Regions from separate parts of the Homo sapiens genome. Here region 2 is linked to region 1. The links are chromatin loops, found by intact Hi-C in ENCODE. Cell type or tissue: CD14-positive monocyte. All regions are shown on one strand. Links, peaks and the distances in the headings refer to the core of each region. The heading gives the core; the rest is flanking DNA.

The links. Hi-C counts contacts between places; a loop is a spot of excess contacts. Peaks named below come from ENCODE experiments on the same cell type or tissue, not always from the same donor. Only the 100,000 strongest peaks of a DNase experiment are listed, where the experiment ranks them.
Region 2: a loop joins it to region 1, with 2.5 times the contacts of the local background. A loop is called at or near these places in 4 of 110 quality-filtered maps.

The regions. Positions count from the first base shown.
Region 1 is chr7:36,186,875-36,197,512 of GRCh38, reverse strand. The region is part of intron 2 of EEPD1 (endonuclease/exonuclease/phosphatase family domain containing 1); the gene reads right to left. Among named protein-coding and RNA genes, the nearest start is that of EEPD1, 39 kb to the right of the region's middle. In CD14-positive monocyte, for the core only: CTCF peaks have their summits at 4,854 and 5,085; DNase peaks (open chromatin) are centred at 5,222, 5,792 and 6,572; H3K4me3 peaks cover 2,018 bases; H3K27ac peaks cover 3,167 bases.
Region 2 is chr7:36,114,272-36,124,909 of GRCh38, reverse strand. No RefSeq gene overlaps it. Among named protein-coding and RNA genes, the nearest start is that of EEPD1, 34 kb to the left of the region's middle. RefSeq lists enhancers at 4,112-4,646, 4,647-5,182. In CD14-positive monocyte, for the core only: a CTCF peak has its summit at 4,435; a DNase peak (open chromatin) is centred at 5,499; H3K27ac peaks cover 2,487 bases.

The DNA of each region.
Region 1 (10,638 bases), core at 3,585-7,584:
CAACCATCCAATTTCTCAATCTTTTCCCCACCTTGCCCCCTTTTCTATTCCACAAAACTGCTATCGTCATCATGGCCCGTTCTCAATGAGCTGTTGGGTACACCTCCCAGACGGGGTGGTGGCCGGGCAGAGGGGCTCCTCACTTCCCAGTAGGGGCGGCCGGGCAGAGGCGCCCCTCACCTCCTGGACTGGGCGGCTGGCCGGGCGGGGGGCTGACCCCCCCACCTCCCTCCCGGACGGGGCGGCTGCCCGGGCGGGGGCCTGACCCCCCCACCTCCCTCCCGGACGGGGTGGCTGCCGGGCGGAGACGCTCCTCACTTCCCAGACGGGGTGGCAGCCGGGCGGAGGGGCTCCTCACTTCTCAGACGGGGCGGTTGCCAGGCGGAGGGTCTCCTCACTTCTCAGATGGGGCGGCCGGGCAGAGACGCTCCTCACCTCCCAGACGGGGTCGTGGCCGGGCCGAGGCGCTCCTCACATCCCAGACGGGGCGGCGGGGCAGAGGCGCTCCCCACATCTCAGACGATGGGGGGCCGGGCAGAGACGCTCCTCACTTCCTAGATGGGATGGCGGCCCGGAAGAGGCGCTCCTCACTTTCCAGACTGGGCAGCCAGGCAGAGGGGCTCCTCACATCCCAGACGATGGGCGGCCAGGCAGAGACGCTCCTCACTTCCCAGACGGGGTGGCGGCCGGGCAGAGGCTGCAATCTTCGCACTTTGGGGGGCCAAGGCAGGCGGCTGGGAGGTGGAGGCCGTAGCGAGCCGAGATCACGCCACTGCACTCCAGCCTGGGCACCATTGAGCACTGAGTTAACGAGACTCTGTCTGCAATCCCGGCACTTCGGGAGGCCGAGGCTGGCAGATCACTCGCGGCTAGGAGCTGGAGACCAGTCCGGCCAACACAGTGAAACCCCGTCCCCACCAAAGAAACAGGAAAACCAGTCAGGCGTGGCGGCGCGCGCCTGCAATCGCAGGCACTGGGCAGGCTGACGCAGGAGAATCAGGCAGGGAGGCTGCAGCGAGCCAAGATGGCAGCAGTACAGTCCAGCTTTGGCCCGGCATGAGAGGGAGACCATGGAAAGGAGAGGGAGAGGGAGATGGGAGAGGGAGAGGGAGAGGGAGATGGGAGAGGGAGACGGGAGACGAGCTGAAAGATTTCTATTGCCTAGTGATGTTGTCGTCATCCTAACATCACAGCAGTTACTTTAAAAAAAAAAATTTAGTGTAGCCTATGTGCACAGTGTTTATAAAATCTACAGGAGTGTACAGTAATGCTCTAGGCCTTCACATTCACTCGCCACTCACTCACTGACTCACCCAGAGCAACTCCAATCCTGCAAGCTCCATTCATGGTGCTATATATAGGTGTACCATTTTTATCTTTTATACAATATTTTTACTGTACCTTTTCTATGTTTAGCTAGATAGGTAAATCCTTACCATAGTGTTACAGTTATAATATTCAGTACAGTAACATGCTGTGCAGGTTTGCAGCTTAGGAGCAATAGGCCATACCATATATAGTCTAGGTGTGTAGTGGACTCTACAATCTGGGTTTGTGTAAATACACTCTAGGATGTTTGCACAATGAAGAAATCGCCTAAGGACACATTTTTCAGGACGTATCCCAGTTGTTAAGGCATGACTACATATATTTATGGTATACAACATAATGTTTTGAAATATCTATACATTGTGTTATGGTGAAATCAAATGAATTAATATGCACATCTCACATCCTTACCATTTTTTTTGTGATAAGAACACTTATAATCTACTCTCAGTAATTTTCAATTATAGAATACATTGTTATTCTCTACAGCCACCATGAAGTACAAGAGATCTCCTGAACTTATCCCTCCTATCTAACTGAAATTTTGTATCCTTTGACTGACATCTCCCCAATCCACTCCACCCTAGCCCCCACCCCAACTCTTTTAACCACCATTCTACTCTCTGCTTCTATAAGTTTAATTTTTTTAGATTCCACATATAAGCGAGATCAGTTCTTAAATAAAATTGCAAAATTGCTAGAAACTCAGTTTATAAAGGTGTCGGGCCTTCTCTGATGGCTTTCTCTACTTCTTTTATGAAGGGAAACTTTTATAGAGGAACCCACCTCTATACCATGGAGAGAGGCAGGCAGTGAGGCATTGCCACCACATCATTCCATCAGGGAGCCAGCCATCCATCCACTGGGCTGCTCTGCCCCCAGCACACTGGGTCAGGGAGGCAGGAGTCGCCTCATGTCTCCCATGAGTAAATCCCGCATGCTCCCCCTTCCCCACTTCAGGTCTCAGCATGTGTCTGGTCTCAATGAGCATCCCTCCAAGAAGCCTGTTCCCCTCCCACGTTACTAAGAGTTAACTGCTGGGGAACTCAGAAGGGCGCCCTGCCTCTCCTGTTGTCTGGGACCTTACCAGGTCCCTGCAGAGTGAGCACCCATGACACCTGATCACTACCAGAATACATGAATGAACAAAAGAGGATGTGGATCCAAGAGGGATGGGCTGGAAATTGGAGCTCTGTCTGGGGCATTAGGAAGGATTTCGCAGTTGCAAAGAGAAAGATTTTGGTAGCTTCCAGGTTTGTGAGTATTTGTGTCTAGTAGTTGGTAGATTAGGTGAGGACACATTCAATCACCATTGGAATCAACTAATTATTCCTGGCACACTCAGGGACATATGGATTTCTGATAAAGAAACTGATCCCTCCAAACTAAAGGTTAGGCAAATGAAGATGTGGAGGCCCAATGAAGAACCACCTGCTGCCTCTCCAACCACCTCCCATGGCAGAGCTCCATGATCAATTCCTTCGCTCTTCCGGGTCCAGCCCAGGCCTGGCCTGGGACTCCTCCTAGGTTGTAGAGTCACATCCATGGAAAGCCATATGGGGGGCTTTTTCCCATGAGTGTAAGATCTGAGATGAATGTTCACAAGTTCTAGGGGGATTTGATTCAGAAGACTTAGGTTCTGATACAAGGGAAATGCAGAGGTAACAAGCCTGGGAAGGAAGGGGGCAGGAGGAGGAACCAGGATGGGGAAGTCTTCTGTGCTGCCCCCACCTTAAAAGGAAACACACTCATCTTGGAGAGGGTCACAAGGAAGAGATGGAGTAGGATGCCAGAATTACTTTGGGGTAAAAATCACTAACTCAAATATCCTGCCTCAGGTTGAAACTGGAATTCAATCATTCACTCATTCATCCATTCATTCAAGGATTTCTTCCTCCAACATGTACTTATGGTGCCTGGACCTGGATCTGAAGCTAAAGCTGTTCCCACGGAAGCCCTCAGGGCCTGGGGGATGTGCCAAATGAGAGGACATTCACTGCAAGCAGCATACTACCAAATTCAGTACTGCAGACACCCACATCCTCTTCACCACATGGAACTGGAATTCTGCAGGTCCCTCTCAGATGGACTAGGTCTTCTTTTGGCCTCACAATAGAAGTAGCCATAGTTCTTCTGTGATGAAAAGAACGCAAAATATGGAGTTCAAAGACCACACAAAATAAACCCAGAACCGGCAAGTCCTGGGACTGGTGGGGACCTGCAGGGCTCTGAGGATGCAAATGGGGATAAGAGGCTCCTGAACTCTCAAGATGCTCACATTATGTCCACAGCCTAATTTTACTGTCATCTCTCCCACAGAATGGTGTCAGGGTCCCCCAGGCCCTCCCAGAGGGAGGTGGCAGCCATAAAGAGAGGGCACCAGGATGGGTGTGGCCGCTCTGCCGCTGGCCACCTGCTGACCACGGGACCTGACGGCCTGGGTTTCTGAATTCCTCTTGGAAACATAGCCCTAGGAACATTTTCTTGATCAAGACTGCCCCTCACTGAAGGCCAAACAATACTCGCAGTGTCCACAGGCAGGGCCATCTGAAGGCCGTGGTCCCTGGAGCTTTTCTAGACACAGGACTCTCCTAGGACAGGGGACCCAGCACCTCTGGGCAGCACTCCATCAAAACACAGAAGATACACCCAGAGCCCAGCCCTGGGTGCTTCCCATGGCCTCCCTCTGCCTCTGCCTTCAGGGGACCGCACTCCCCGGGGGACCTCCCAAGGCTGGCATGAAGTGGCTGTTCTCTCCTCATCTAGCTGCATCTCTCCTTTGTCCTCCTGTGTGGCATTCCCTCTGCTCTCTGGCCATACCTCATCCCGCCTTCATTCCTCCCCTCTCCAGGCTCCAGGCTTCTGCACACTCTCCCTCTCGGGAACTCTGCTCTCTGGGCCTCTTCTCCATCTAACTTCTGCTGGTTGGCACTTCCACCTTGGCATTCCTCATCAGTTCTTCTGGGACCCTTCCCTGCCATCCCACTCACCCCAAGATGTGGTGAGCATGCCTGCTGCCAATGTCCACGGAATCCTGTGCCCCCATCATGACGCACTGCTCTGTGCCCGGCTTGCCTCCCCCACTGGGCTGGGGGTTCTTCAGTGCAGACTAGCACCCAGCAGCTTCCAGCTGAGACCATCAGAAGACAGCAGTGAAGAGTCCAGCCCTGAGCTGCCCCTCGCTGCGCATCCCCACTCCAGTGACCAAGCCCCACCCAGGAAACCGACAGAGAAGGGATGCCCTGCACAGCCTTCCACCTGGTCCGGAGATCTGGCCACCACTCATCCTCATGGAGAACATGCAGCCCAACCAGGCTACTGGAGCCAAGGACAGAAGACAGAATGCTTCCCACTCGGATGCTCTGTGTTTCTTGATCCAGAAGGTCTCTAACCGCATTCACGAAAACAACATTTAGTTCTAGTCATGGTCCAAGGAGTACCATTTTTGTTACTTCTTAGATGTTAATCTCATTTTTAAAAAAAATGTAAGGGGAGCTGGGTTATATAATAGGCTATTTCATAACCCAGGTGTGTTGAGTAAGACACAGGCCTTCGCCGGGTAAATTTCTGCGACTTGAGTTACAGGTTGGCTCACTTTGTAACAATACTGCACACTTCTCTGACTGCTGTACTTTTCAATATGTATGTAATTGTTAATTTTTTTTTTTTAAAGAAAGAGAAAGAAGAAATACATGCACACAAAAATAGACAGTGTCACTGTCCTGGAAATTGGACACAAAGAAAGGTGTCTTCCCCAGAGAAGCAGGCAGACAGAACTCCCTGCCCCATCTGGGCATGCTAGTGTTCCCTCTGCTGTTGCTCAGAAACGCATCTGGTGGAGTTTTTCTCCTCAATTCACGTGATACAAGGAGTTTGCTGCATCTGTTCTTCTGCTTTCTTCCCTTTTAAAAATAATTTGTGGTTTGTGTGTTTTTACACAATACAGATTAGCTGGCTGTGGATGCGTCACTGCTCACACGCCATCACTTACGGTGTTTAAAAATAAAAATTGCATCTGCAATGCAAAGCTCATGTGCTCCTCTTTTAGAAAAGGGTGAAGGGCTTGGGTGCCCAGTGCCTTCTTTTAAATTCGACTCAGGCCTCTGTGTGCCTGTGCAGAGCACACAGATGAGACATTTTAACCTATGGGGTTTCGACAACGCGGAAAGAGTCTCGTAAAGACTCTTGTAAAGGCTTAGACTCTTCTAAAGAAGAGCCCCTAATCTTTACCTCCTGAAACTGCCCCTTCAAACTTAAGGGCATGTAGCAGGGGTCTCACAACAGTTTAGGATCCCAGACTCCCACACCAGAAAAGACTGCAGTTCCTGGTCCATGATAGCTCCCTGAGACTAACAGAAATGAGCAATTTCCTAAAATGAAACATGTCCGATCAGACAGCAAGTGCTGCCCGCTGGAATGGTCAGGGCATAAGTCTGCGTTTGTTTTTAGTCCAAAGTGCTGAAGATTTGCACCTCCTGGGATGGCTCAAACTATAACACACCAGGCAGCTGAACACGTCACTGAATCATTCCCAGTCTGAGCCTTCTTCTCTCTTCTTCTGTGTGGGGTGAAATCTCACTGCGGAAAACCAGTTCTAGTTAGCTCCAGCCAGTCCCACCTTTGGTTTCAGCTGTCACAGGGGCCAGATGCGGCAGCCAGGATGATAGCTGCTTCCAAGCTGCCAGGATGACAGCAGCATCACTGGTGGTTCCAGAGTCTACCACAGCATCTCTGCCCCTCTCCTGCACTCTCTTGTTCTATCTGAGCCTCGTCCTCTCCCCTCCCTCTTCCCACCTCTCCAGTGTGCATACACTCTCCTCCATGCTTATCTGTCCAGCTGCTCTGCAAAGGCTTCAGCCTAATTTTCAGTTCTCAACAGAAGCCACTCTGACCTAGGAATGACCAGGCTAACCTATCTACTTGTCCTATTTACTCCCTCTTGTCATTTTAAGCACATGCTCAATTTCAGGACCAGGACCCAAGTCATCCAAGATAACAATGCTTGGCACAAACCAGGACTTCTCAGGAGAATGCTTCCCTGACAGAAATGGGGCACACTTCATGACCTGATACCAGTGTGGTCACTTCTAAGCACCATTTGATTTTATGCCACCTGGCCCAAATGAGCAAATAAAAGTTCCTAAGAGTGGACATAGAAATCATTGTAAGTCTAGAGACCTCTTAAGCCTTTTCTGGGGAAGAGGTCAGTGACCGATAGTGACTTAAGGGAAGGTGGCCTGCAAGAGACCAAAATGAGGAAGGCCGGGCATTCCGGGGGTGCTGGCTGCAAGTCATGCCTGAGCCTGTCCTGAGACACATCCCAGGAAGGATAACGACCCTTACCCCAGGGTGGGCTTCTCCTTTCTAACAGTAACCTGGGATAACCAAGCTACATGCTTTATCCCCAACCTCCCCCACTTTGAAAGAGTCATTTGTTTTATAGCTGTACCTGGATTAGTATTATTTTTGTGTGCCAGGCTTCCACTAGGTATCAGAGACTCAGAGGCCTAAAATAAACCCATTGGAACAAAGGAAGCTGCCAGATGTTTCCCCCTCTGCAAGTCTGCCAAGGTGGCCCCAAGTGCTGGTTATCACTCCCACAGATTCACCTGCATGGTGGCCCATGTCTAAAAATGGACTTGCAGCTTTGAAAAGTCAGGCAAGGACTGTTTCTTGGTCAGGATTATGTTGATTTTTGTCTGATTATGTCACAGGAATGAGAGTGGGGGATAAGACGCAGGAGTCAAATCAAGAGTCAGCCCAAACTGGAATCCATAGTTAGTATCTCACCATGTGTTATATTTGTTTGTTTGAGACAGGGTCTCGCTCTGTTGCCCAGGCTGGAGTGCAGTGGTGCAATCATAGCTCACTGTAGCCTCTGACTCCTGCATTCAAGTGATTCTCCTGTCTCAGCCTCCCAAGTAGCTGGGAATACAGGCATGAACCACCATGCCCAGCTAACTTTAAAATTTGTTGTTGAGACAGGATCTTACTATGTTGCTCAGGCAGGTCTCAAATTCCTGGGCTCAAGTGATCCTCTCATCTTGGCTTCCCAAAGTGTTGGGATTATAGGTGTGAGCCACCACACCCAGCCTTCACTATGTGTTTTGTACATGCCAAGCACCATGCAAAAGGAAACTTCCACGCTTTTCCACATGCCATCAAAATCATGTAATTGTTGTTATTATTATTTTAAGATACAGGCTCTCACTACATTGCCCAGGCTGTCCTCAAACTCCTGGGCTCAAGCGATCCTCCTGCCTCAGCCTCCTAAGTAGCTGAGACTATAGGCACATGCCACTCTGCCTGGTCATGTTATGTATTTTTATTTTATAGATGAGGAAACTGAGGCAAGGCAATGCAAGGCAAAATAATTTGCTTAAAATGTCAGATCCAGTGTCAGACAAAGGAACTGAACCAAATCCATTTGCAGGCCTCTCCTCTTTACCACGGTGTTAAATACCCTCAGCAAGAAAATGGGGGTAGCTCATTTATTGGAAGCTTTCCTTCTCAGGCATCTCTGGGCAGGGACAGGGCCATGTACTTTCTTCTATCCCCATAGCACCTACACCAAGTGGAGCTCTGTACCCAAGGCAGGTGCCCAACAAAAACCCCTTACTGATCAGATTTCAAGATTCTGGTATTCAACAAAATTCTACCTAGAAAAGATAATATGGTCAAAGAACTTCACAAAAGATTTAGGAAAACTAGTATCTATGGATAACATAAAGAAGCTTAACATGTTATACCACAATTTTTGCTCATTTAATAATAATGTTAGTTTTAACATTTCAAGACCAAGTAAAATTATTCACTGATTTGTTTTTCTTAGCATTTGGAATATTTTTAAAATCCCCATTTTTCAACCAGACAAATGTTCTGTCCTTCAGAATTCAGATCAACACTCCTCTCGAAACTTCTGCAAATTGGATTAACCAGTCAGCAAATAGTTTTTGGGGACCACCCTGTGTCAGGCGCTGGATAGTACCCTCCCAGCCCTTGTGTGGGCTCTGCTTGTGTTTTGTGTCCCGTGGGGGCCAGTACAATGAGCAGGGTCTGACACCTACAGACACCAACTGTGGGAGCCCTGACAAAGGGCAGGAATGTCTCAATGGTGCTGGTTACAGCATCAGACTATTCAAAATTTCCACTGTGTCTGTCAAATTGAACCCACGAATGACTCAACTGGTTATCCAGTAAACAGGTATTTTTTAAATGTAGAAATCAATATTCACTAATAACTTATAATAAAGCATTCCCAAATATGAAATTATATCAACCCACAGCAATACTTAAACACTTCCATAATGAAACACCAGAAGTAAGCCATGGGCCTCATAAGCATTCATTTACTCATTTTCTGAGCATATTTAAAAATAAATATCTGTAATTAGCCATTCACATAGTTCAGAGCTCAATTTTTTTTTAATGCAAACCACCCATTTCAGCAGATGACTAGGAATCAGAACAAGAGAAAAAGGATGAAGAATTAATTTTCACCATCTATTTACTTGATGAAGCAAAGGCCCTGATTAAATTTTATTGTTATGGAATTTGATTGTTGATTCATAACCTTTGGGATCACAGGACACCCCCACCCTGCGCCCGCTTCCAACACACAGTAATCCCTGCAGGACCCACCCAGCCTGTGTATCTCCGTTGGTCACAGCGCCGCTGGCTCCAGCCAGCTGCCTCCTGACAGAATGTTTCACACATGCATCAAAGGTCATGACCACAGCACCCAGACTGACCCCAGCACAGAGCCAGAAGGTGCCAGACACACACAATGACCCATGACAATACATCATTATATCTTACTGATGTCAGTGAGAAGAGGAGGTGCCTCTTTCTACCCATTTCTGGCTTCATCATCAAATACAATCATTATTGCTATACTGATTACTAAAAAGGATACATCTTCAAAAATGCTGTAGTACAACTAATAAGGCTTATGGAAAGAGAGAGAGAGAAAGAGAGAGTAAGATAGAGAAAGAGACTCATAGACCAACCATTGAATATTGGTGTAAATTTGTACCCAGAGAATTAATAAGAGAGTAACAACTACAATTTTTAAAAAATACCAGCACAGGCCAGGCACAGTGGCTCACACCTGTAATCCCAGCACTTTGGGAGGCCGAGGCAGGCGGATCACGAGGACAAGTGTTCAAGACCAGCCTGACCAACATGGTGAAACCCTGTCTCTACTAAAAATAGAAAAATTAGCCGGGCGTGGTGGCACGTGCCTGTAATCCTCAGCTACTCAGGAGGCTGAGGCAGGAGAATCGCTTGAACTCAGGAGGCAGAGGTTGCAGTGAGCTGAGATCATGCCACTGCACTCCAGCCTGGGTGACAGAGCGAGAATCTGTCTCAAAAAAATAAATAATAAAAAAATACCAGCACAATTAAAAACTGGTTAAATTACTAATAAGTAAAGAAACGGGACTTGCAGGGGACTCAGACAGATTGTCTGCACACCCATGTTCACAGCAGCATTATTCACAATAACCAAAAAGTGGAAGCAACTTAAGTATCCAACAGCACTTAATCAATAAAGAAAATGGGGTATACATACAATGAAATATTATCAGGCCTTAAAAAGGAAGGAAATCCTGACACATGCTACAACATGGGTAAACTCAGACAACATTATGCGAAGTGAGATAAGCCACACTCAAAAAGACAAATACCATAAAAACCCGGTGGTAGGAGACATGTAGAGTGGTCAAATTCATAGAGACAGAAAGTAGGATGGTGGTTGCCAGGGGCTGGAAGATGGGGAATGGGAAGTTAGTGTTTAATGGGGGCACAGTTTCAGTTTGAAAAGATGAAAAGAGTTCTGGAGACGGATGGTGGTGATGAGAACAATGTGAATGTACTTTATGCCACTGTATACTGAAAAATGATTAAAATGGAAAATTTTATGTGAGGTATATTTTACCACCATTTAAAAATATTTTAAATAAAAAAAGGAAAGTGATGTCGCTTAATATTTTTAAAAGGTAATACAAGCTTAATTGAAAAGGAGGTAAAGAGGAGTTGAGGCAGCTGAGTTGTAACAAGGGCAAAATGCACAGAGCTCAGAGACAGCCAGGCAAAATCACTTCTGGAACAGAGCCACGGCCAATGCAAACCAAGAAGGACAAGGTGAATGGGTCCTGTGTTCCTCCACAGCTTACAGAATTCTGCTGGCTTTGTGCACCACTGCAAAATATAAACATGCTGGGGAAACACTGGTTTCCACATTATTCTGACATAATTCCCATATTTACAATCGTAACAGTAGATGAGCTAACCTGTGTTACAGAAACA
Region 2 (10,638 bases), core at 2,394-6,393, 71 kb after region 1:
GCTTTCTACATATGGCTAGCCAGTTTTCCCAGCACTATTTATAAGTAGGGAATCCTTTCCCCATTTCTTGTTTTTGTCAGGTTTGTCAAAGATCAGATGGCTGTAGATGTCTGGTGTTATTTCTGAGGCCTCTGTTCTGTTCCATTGGTCTATATATCTGTTTTGGTACCAGTACCATGCTGTTTTGATTACTGTAGCCTTGTAGTATAGTTTGAAGTCAGGTAGCGTGATGCCTCCAGCTTTCTTCTTTTTGCTTAGGATTGTCTTGGCTATGTGGGCTCTTTTTTGGTTCATACGAACTTTAAAGTAGTTTTTTACAATTCTTTGAAGAAAGTCATTGGTAGCTTGATGGGGATGGCATTGAATCTATAAATTACCTTGGGCAGTATGGCTATTTTCACAATATTTATTCTTCCTATCCATAAGCATGGAATGTTCTTCCATTTGTTTGTGTCCTCTTTTATTTCATTGAGCAGTGGTTTGTAGTTCTCCTTGAAGAGGTCCTTAACATCTCTTGTAAGTTGTATTCCTAGGTATTTTATTCTCTTTGTAGTAATTGTGAATAGGAGTTCACTCATGATTTGGCTCTCTGTTTGTCTGTTGTTGGTGTATAAGAATGCTTGTGATTTTTGCACATTGATTTTGTATCCTGAGACTTTGCTGAAGTTGCTTATCAGCTTAAGGAGATTTGGGGCTGAGAAGATGGGCTTTTCTAAATATACAATCATGTCATCTGCAAACAGAGACAATTTGACTTCCTCTTTTCCTAGTTGAATACCCTTTATTGCTTTCTCTTGCCTGATTGCCCTGGCCAGAACTTCCAATACTATGTTGAATAGGAGTGGTGAGAGAGGGCATCCTTGTCTTGTGCTGGTTTTCAAAGGGAATGCTTCCAGTTTTTGCCCATTCAGTGTGATATTGGCTGTGAGTCTGTCATAAATAGCTCTTATTATTTTGAGATATGTTCCATCAATACCTAGTTTATTGAGATTTTTAGCATGAAATGCTGTTGAATTTTGTTGAAGGCCTTTTCTGCATCTATTGAGATAATCATGTGGTTTTTGTCATTGGTTCTGTTTATGTGATGGATTATGTTTATTGATTTGCATATGTTGAACCAGCCTTGCCTCCCAGGGATGAAGCCAACTTGATTGTGGTGGATAAGCTTTTTGATGTGCTGCTGGATTCGGTTTGCCAGTATTTTATTGAGGATTTTTGCAACAATGTTCGTCAGGGATATCGGCCTAAAATGCTCTTTTTTTGTTGTGTCTCTGCCAGGCTTTGGTATCAGCTGGCCTCATAAAATGAGTTAGGGAGGATTCCCTCTTTTTCTATTGGTTGGAATAGTTTCAGAAGGAATGGTACCAGCTCCTCTTTGTACCTCTGGTAGAATTCGGCTGTGAATCTGTCTGGTCCTGGACTTTTTTTGGTTGGTAGGCTATTAATTATTGCCTCAATTTCAGAACCTGTTATTGGTCTATTCAGAGATTCAACTTCTTCCTGGTTTAGTCTTGGGAGGGTGTATGTGTCCAGGAATTTATCCATTTCTTCTAGATTTTCCAGTTTATTTGCATGGAGGTGTTTATAGTACTCCCTGATGGTAGTTTGTATTTCTGTGGGATCGGTGGTGATATCTCCTTCATCATTTTTTATTGTGTCTATTTGATTCTTCTCTCTTTTCTTCTTTATTAGTCTTGCTAGTGGTCTATCTATTTTGTTGATCTTTTCAAAAAACCACCTCCTGGATTCATTGATTTTTTGAAGGTTTTTTGTGTCTCTATTTCCTTCAGTTCTGCTCTGATCTTAGTTATTTCTTGTCTTCTGCTAGCTTTTGAATTTGTTTGCTCTTGCTTCTCTAGTTCTTTTAATTGTGATGTTAGGGTGTCGATTTTAGATCTTTCCTGCTTTCTCTTGTGAGCATTTAGTGCTATGAATTTCCCTCTACACACTGCTTTGAATGTGTCCCAGAGATTCTGGTATGTTGAGTCTTTGTTCTTGTTGGTTTCAAAGAACATCTTTATTTCTGCCTTCATTTCGTTATTTACCCAGTAGTCATTCAGGAGCAGGTTGTTCAGTTTCCTTGTAGTTGTGTGGTTTTGAGTGAGTTTCTTAATCCTGAGTTCTAATTTGATTGCACTGTGGTCTGAGAGACTGTTTGTTATGATTTCCCTTTTTTTTTTTTTGCATTTGCTGAGGAGTGTTTTACTTCCAATTATGTGGTCAATTTTAGAATAAGTGCGATGTGGTGCTGAGAATAATGTATATTCTGTTGATTTCGGGTGGAAAGTTCTGTAGATGTCTATTATGTCTGTTTGGTCCAGAGCTGAGTTCAAGTCCTGGAAATCCTTGTTAATTTTCTGTCTTGTCGATCTGTCTAATATCGACAGTGGGGTGTTAAAATCTCCCATTATTATTGTGTGGGAGTCTAAGTCTCTTTGTGGTCTCTAAGAACTTGCTTTATGAATCTAGGTGCTCTTGTATTGGGTGCATATATATTTAGGATAGTTAGCTCTTCTTGTTGAATTGATCCCTTTACCATTATATAACGGCCTTCTTTGTCTCTTTTGATCTTTGCTGGTTTAAAGTCTGTTTTATCAGGGACCAGGATTGCAACCCTTGCTTTTTTTGTTTGTTTGTTTGTTTTTGCTTTCCATTTGCTTGGTAGATCTTCCTCCATCCATTATTTTGAGCCTATGTTTGTCTTTGCATGTGAGATGGGTCTCCTGTATACAGCACACTGATGGGTCATGACTCTTTATCCAATTTGCCAGTCTGTGTCTTTTAACTGGAGCATTTAGCCCATTTACATTTAAGTTTAATATTGTTATGTGTGAATTTGATCCTGTCATTACGATGTTAGCTGGTTATTTTGCCCGTTAATTGATGCAGTTTCTTCATAGCATCAATGGTCTTTACAACTTGGCATGTTTTTGCAGTGGCTGGTACTGGTTGTTCCTTTCCATGTTTAGTGCTTCTTCAAGAGCTCTTATAAGGCAGGCCTGGTGGTGACAAAATCTCATCATTTGCTTGTCTGTCAAGAATTTTATTTCTTCTTCACTTATGAAGCTTAGTTTGGCTGGATATGAAATTCTGGGTTGAAAATTCTTTTCTTTAAGAATGTTGAATATTGGCCCCCACTCTCTTCTGGCTTGTAGAGTTTCTGCCTAGAGAGCCACTGTTAGTCTGATGGGCTTCCCTTTGTGGGTAACCCGACCTTTCTCTCTGGCTGTCCTTAACATTTTTTCATTCATTTCAACCTTGGTGAATCTGACAATTATATGACTTGGGGTTGCTTTTCTTGAGGAGTATCTTTGTGGTGTTCTCTATATTTCCTGAATTTGAATGTTGGCCTGCCTTCCTAGGTTGGGGAAGTTCTCCTGGATACTTATCCTGAAGAGTGTTTTCTAACATGGTTCCATTCTACCCATCGCTTTGAGGTAAAGCAATCAGATGTAGATTTGGTGTTTTCACATAGTCCCATATTTCCTGGAGGCTTTGTTCATTTCTTTTCACTCTTTTTCTCTAATCTTATCTTCTCGCTTTCTTTCATTAATTTGATCTTTGATCACTGATATCCTTTCTTCCACTTGATCAAATCAGCTATTGAAGCTTATGTATGCTTCACGAAGTTCTTGTACTGTGGTTTTCAGCTCCCTCAGGTCTTTTAAGCTCTTCTCTACACTGGTTATTCTAGTTAGCCATTCGTCTAACCTTTATTCAACGTTTTTAGCTTCCTTGTGATGGGTTAGAACATGCTCCTTTAGCTCAGAGAAGTTTGTTATTACAGACGTTCTGAAGCCTACTTCTGTCAATTCGTCAAACTCATTCTTCCTCTAGTTTTGTTCCCTTGCTGGCAAGGAGTTGTGTTCCTTTGGAGGAGAAGAGGTGTTCTGGTTTTTGGAATTTTCAGCCTTTCTGCTCTTGTTTCTCCCCATCTTTGTGGTTTTTTCTACCTTTGGTCTTTGATGTTGGTGACCTACAGATGGGGTTTTGGTGTGGATGTCCTTTTTGTTGATGTTGATGCTACTCCTTTCTGTTTGTGAGTTTTCCTTCTAACAGACAGGCCCCTTAGCTGCAGTTCAGTTGGAGTTTGCTGGTGGTCCACTCCAGATCCTCCTTGCCTGGGTATCACCAGCAGAGGCTGCAGAACAGCAAATATTACTGCCTGATCCTTCCTCTGGAAGCTTCATCCCAGAGGGGCACCCGTCTGTATGAGGTGTCTGTCAGCCCCTACTGGGAGGCGTCTCCCAGTCACGCTACACAGGGGTCAGGGACCTACTTGAGGAGACAGTCTGTCTGTTATTGGAGCTCGAATGTGCTGGGAGAACCACTGCTCTCTTCAGAGCTGTCTGGCAGGGACATTTAAGTCTGCAGAAGCTATCTGCTGCCTTTTGTTCAGATATGACCTGCCCCTAGAGGTGAAATCTAGAGAGGCAGTAGGCCTTGCTGAGCTGCAGTGGGCTCCACCCAGTTTGAGCTTCCCTGCCACTTTGTTTACACTGTGAGCATAGAACCACCTACTTAAGCCTCAACAGTGGCAAACGCCCCTCCCCCTACCAAGCTCCTGCCTCCCAGGTCGGTCTCAGACTGCTGCGCTAGCAGCAAGCAACGCTCTGTGGGCATGGGACCTGCTGAGCCAGGCATAGGAAGGAATCTCCTGGTCTGCCAGTTGCAGTGGCACAGTATTTGGGCAGGAGTGTACTGTTCCTCCAGGTACAGTCACTCACGGCTTCCCTTGGCTAGTAAAGGGAAATCCGCCAACCCCTTGCACTTCCCAGGTGAGGCAATGCCCTGCCCTGCTTCGGCTCGCCCTCCATGGGCTGCACCCACTGTCCAACTAGTCCCAACAAGATGAACCAGGTACCTCAGTTGGAAATGCAGAAATCACCCGTCTTCTGCATCGATCTCGTTAGGTGCTGTAGATCGGAGCTGTTCCTATTTGGCCATCTTGGAAGCGACTCTTGACATTTTATTTTTAAAGTAAACTTTTTATTCAATCAAACCATAGATGCATAAAAGCATACAGTTCATAAGGGAATAGCTTGATGAATTTTCATAAAAGCAGCATACCTGTATACAGTACCTAGATCAAAAAGCAAGATATTACTAGCACTCCCAAAAATCTCCCATGTGCCCCCTTCTAGGAACTAATCCCAAGGACACCCACCACTCTGACCTCCAACAACATGGATTGGCTTCGAGTGTTTTAAAGTTTATATAAATGGACATGCAAAATGCACTTTTGGTGTCTGGCTTCTTTTTCTCTCAACACTGAAATTCATCCTTATTGCTTGTGTAGTTTGTTCATTGTCACCATTGTGCAATATTCTGCTGCATAACTATACCACGCTTTACTTCTCCATTCTCTGTTGGTGGATTTTGGATTGGTTCCCAGGGTTTGGCTTTTGAAATAGTGCTATGAACATGAGGTCATACTTGTATGTGTCTTTCAGCAGCTATATGCACGCCTTTCTCTTGGGTGTATAACTAGAAGTGAAATTGCTGGGTTGCATGGCAATATGTATGTTTAACTTTATAAGAAACTGCCAGATAGTTTTCCAACATGGATATACCAACTTCCACACCCACCTCCAGTGACTTGATGTTCTGGTTTCCCCATAGCTTTGCTAACACTAGCTATAATTGCACCAGACAGTTTGCATGTGTCATTTTGATGCAGTCTCAGTAGTGGTTACAAGCGTGGACTCTGAAGCCAGACAGCCCCGGTCCTTATCCTGACACCACCCTTTTAATATCCCTAAGACCTTGGCCAACTTCCCTAGCCACTCTGCACCTCAGTTTTCTAGTCTGTTAAGTGGGAATAAGAACAATAGCCCCGGCCAGGTGCTATGGCTCACCCCTGTAATCCCAGCACTTCGGGAGGCTGAGGTGGGTGGATCACCTGAGGTCAGGAGTTCAAGACCAGCCTGGCCAACATGGTGAAACCTCATCTGTATTAAAAATACAAAAAAAAAAAAATTAGCCGGGCATGGTGGCCCATCCCTGTAATCCCAGCTACTTGGGAGGCTGAGGCAGGAGAATCACTTGAGCCTGGGAGGTGAAGGTTGCAGTGAGCCAAGATGGCACCACTGCACTCCAGCCTGGGCAACAGAGTGAGACTGTCAAAAAAAAAAAAATAGCCCTATCCTCTTAGGGTGGTGGTGCATTTATCACAGTGGCTATCACATGGTTACCACTCCACAGATGTTGGCTCTCACAGTTATTCCAGGTGGGTACCAGGAGGCTCCACAGTGATCTTTAGGGGGGCCCTGGGAAGCCCCTGTCCCTCAGCCTGTTCCGTTGCCCATGGCTAGGCTCTCCTTGGAGAGAGTGCTATTGGTACCTGTGTCTGTGTCAGATGCCTGGGAATGGTGAGTCCAGGGTCCATTCTGTGGAATGCATAGATGAATATGTCCTATGGCTGCTGGGGAGGGGCTCACCATCTAGTGGGGCAGGAGATCCAGGGACAAATTGTGACCCAACTGTGACAGAGAAGCTGGTGTGGGGCAGATAGGGAGTGGGAGGATGTGCAGAGCTAACTGTGCATGGGGGCATCAGGGATAACTTCTCGTATTTATACCTGATGCACCTGAGGAATGAATCGGGTATGAGTTAACCAAATGTGAACAGAGAAGCACTAGCTGTGGGTTGGGAGTGGGGAGCAGGCTTCTTATCTCAGTGTTCCCCAAAGAAGAAGGGGGCTAAAAAGATCCTCGGGCTTGTATGGACAGTTGCCTTTTCTCTTCTCACAACTTTTCTAGCTCCTTCCCCATACACATAGTCCCTGAATTGCTCTGGAAGAGCTAGTGGTTATGTAGAGGGCGAAAAGGTCTGAAATATTCAGAATAAAGTGCAGAAATTGAATTTCAACAATATTTGGTCCAATCAGCTATGCTTTTAAGTAAATGAAAGACTAATCGATATTTCTTTTTATTCATATTTTTAGAAATGATTGTTTCCTATTCCCATTTAGTTTTTCTCTTCTAATTTTTGCCAGAGGAGAGGTTCTCCCATTTTTAAATGGAGCATCGCTGTGAATCATGCTGCATTAAATATGAAAGTTTATGCTCATAGCAACTAATGGTGCTGGAAAATAGAAAGACAGTTTTCTATTAAAACTGCATGAGACTAACAGTGCCCATGAAGAAAGCTTTTTAAAGAAAACCAGTCCTGGTATTTGTTAGGGCCAAAATACACACAAGAGATTCCCTTGGAGTCAAGACCAGCTGAAATAGAAGCAGAGTCATAGAGCTCAGGAAGGGGAGACCTGGCAAGTCACTTAGACCTTCTGAACCACTGTTTCCTCCTCTGTAACCAGGGAGGATCAAACCAGCAGGCCTCAAATGGCCCATTCCAGCTCCATCATTTGGAGATCTAAAAATAACGTGACCACTGGAGAATACCTGCCTAATTCTCTCTCCTAATTTCCCTTCAACAGTCTTCTGCTCTGGGCTCCCTGGCTCAGTCCCCTCTGAATCTGTCATTAGAATACCCCAGCGCTCTACCAACCTCTCCCGTCTGCTCTTCCACCAATAGAGGAGAAGCCTGTGAAATGCTGAGCGATTCCGGCCACTCCCAACAGGACAGTGACACTGAAGCCTCAGCCCCCAACATCATCCATGAAAAGTGGACAACCTTCTTTCTAGGCTCTGTTTCCATTCCTAAGACTGAAACTCTTAGGAAACACTTCGTTTCAAAATTTTAATCATCAGCATTATAAAAAATCTGATCTACAGACCAATCAGTACTTCCTGTTGACAGGAAATAAAGCAGGCACCCAGTGGGTAAAGTAGTTTCCCGAAGTCACACAACTGTTAGTGACAGAGCCAGGACTAAGCCCCAGGCTTTCTTGCCAACATAGTAGTGTTTTTATTAACTAGGGAAGGAAAAGAAACTAACATTTCTGAGGAACTGGTCTGTGCCCTGAATCTCAAATGACCTGGGAAGATTGCTATCACTGACCCCATTTCACAGATGAGGACACTCAGGCTGAGAATCATGTCTTGGTTATTCTTGGTGTCAGGAGAAGTAAAATGTTCCTGCTTCCAAAGCCTTGCTTTCCCTGTCCTGTCCTGTCACTTCCCTTGCCAACGGTTGGGGTTTTTATGGAACAGCACTTGCATTTTAGCCTTTGGTTTTTAAAGCACCAACTCACTCCTCTGACTCATACTTCCTAGGTGCACCTTCTGTGGAATGCAAAGATCAATATGTCCTGTGACTGCTGAGGAGGGGCTCGCAGTCCAGTGGGGCAGGAGACCCAGGGAGCAACTGTGACCCGACTGTGACAGAGAAGCTGGTGTGAGGCAGACAGGGAGCAAGAGGATGTGCAGAGCTAACTCTGTGAGGGGATCAGGGAGGGCTTCTTGGAGGTGGTGGCAGGAGCTGAGGCACACAGGATGAGGAATCACTTATCCGGAGCAGCAGGAGAAGAGCTGGCTTTATCTGGGTGGAAAAATAAAAACTTTGGTTTAAATACAGATGTAATTTTGAGGCCCAAAACAACTAGAATAACAGAAAGACAACCAGTTCTCAGGATAATGGGCAAAAAAAGGGCTTCAGCTTCCCACATTCAACATCATTTTTATTAGAGTTATTTTAACTTATCTTTACCGCTAATGGCCCGCAGCCACCCACTTTCGAGGCAGCTTCCCGGCAACACCAGCTCTCTGATCTAATTTTACCCACAAGAAATTTGAGTTTGGAAGAACATGTGCAGAAGCTTCATTTGGTAGAAGGAGGCTAGAGGGAACCGGCACCCTGGGCCCCTGGAGAGCACACACAGCAGAGGGGCAGATGTCGGGGAGGATTTGACAGTTGCAAAACTGCCTATGGAAGGCCAAGCATCTGAGGGACAGCCTCTAGACTACCACCCATGCTGTGGTTCCCCAGCTCTGGGGAGGATGACATGAGTCTTTGGAATGTGTATTTTATTTTTGTCCTGCCTGGGTTTATAGCCCTAAAATGAGGTCTCTGCCTTCAGAGCAGAAAGGACCAGATAGTCTGATTGACCAGGGGAGGAGCCCTAGCTACTTTCCCCTGGGATGCCACTCTGTAAGTCATGCAAGGGCACCTCCAAGGAAGCCTCTCTGGGTGTCCCTTGTGATAAGCCCCATGTGTCAATGTGTCTGTGCAGAGGGAAGTGTTCACAGCTATACCAAGGGTGCACAGGGGAAGGCACCGCAAGGTTTCTTTATGACTCAGGCCTACAGAGTGGGTGGGAGAGGAGAGAGTACAGATTCCAATATGAATCAGCCATCCCTCCTAGCCTGGCAGGCCGCCAGCCTTTGCAACTCCCTTCTGATGCCAGACTATCTCCCAGCCTGTGCTCCACTGATGCCTGGAGGACTGCTCCTCAGTCATCCACTGTCAACACAAATTGATCTATAGGTTCAGTGCAATCTCAGTCAAAATCTCAGCAAAATCAGAATCTCCTGCTCTGCAAAAGACAGTAAGCGAATGAGAAGGCAAATCACAGATTGTGAGAAACTATTTGCAAAAAACATGTCTGATAAAGGACAGCTATCCAAACTAAATGGAGAACTCTTAAACTTCAACAATACAAAAACAAGCAACCCAACTGAAAAATAGGCAAAAGATCTGAATAGACACCTCACCAAAGAAAATACACAGGTGGTGATACACTTTGGATGTGTTTCTACCCAAATCTCATGTTGAAATGTAATCCCCAACGTTGGATGTAGGGCCTGGTGGGAGGTGATGGGATCCTGGGGGTGAATTTCTCATGATGGTTTAGCAGCATCCTCTTGGTACTGTCCTCGCCACAGTGAGTGAGTTCTCAGGAGCTCTGGTTGTTTAAAAGTGTGTAGCACCTTCCCCTTTTTCTCTCTTGCTCCTGCTCTAGCCGTGGGATGTGCCTGTGCCCCCTTTGCCTTCCACCATGATTCTAAGTTTCCTGAGGCCTCCCCAGAACAAACTGTTTCTTAACATATAATTCAGCAATCATGTGCCTTGATATTTACCCAAATGAGTTGAAAACTATATGCATACAAAAACATATACATAGATGTTTATTGCAGCTTTATTCGTAATTGCCAAAAATTGGAAGCAACCAAGATGTCCTTCAATAGGTGAATGGATAAACATTTTTATATAGTATCTTGATGCCATTTAGGCTATGATTTCATTTTGAGACCAATCATTCAGAGCTGTTGCTTTTTTAATTTTCCCAAATTTTATTGAGAGAAGCCAAGCAGATGCCAACATCATGCTTCCTGTACAGCCTGTACAACCATGAGCCAATTTAACCTCTTTTCTTTATAAATTACCCAGTCTCAGGTATTTCTTTACAACAATGTGAGACTGGACTAATACAGATGGCAAGTAAGCACATGTAAAGATGCTCGACATCACATGTCATCAGGAAAATGCAAATTAAAAGAACAATGAGGTACCTCTACACACCTATTAGAATGGCCAAAATGCAGAACACTGATGATAGCAAGTTCTGGTAAGGATGAGGAGCAACAGGAACTCTCCTTCATTACTGGTGGGAATGCAAAATGGTACAGCTACTTTGAAAGACAGTTTGACAGTTTTGTACAAAACTAAACGTACTCTTTCTTACCGTATGATTCAGCAATCGTGCGCCTTGATGTTTTCCCAAATGAGTTAAAAACT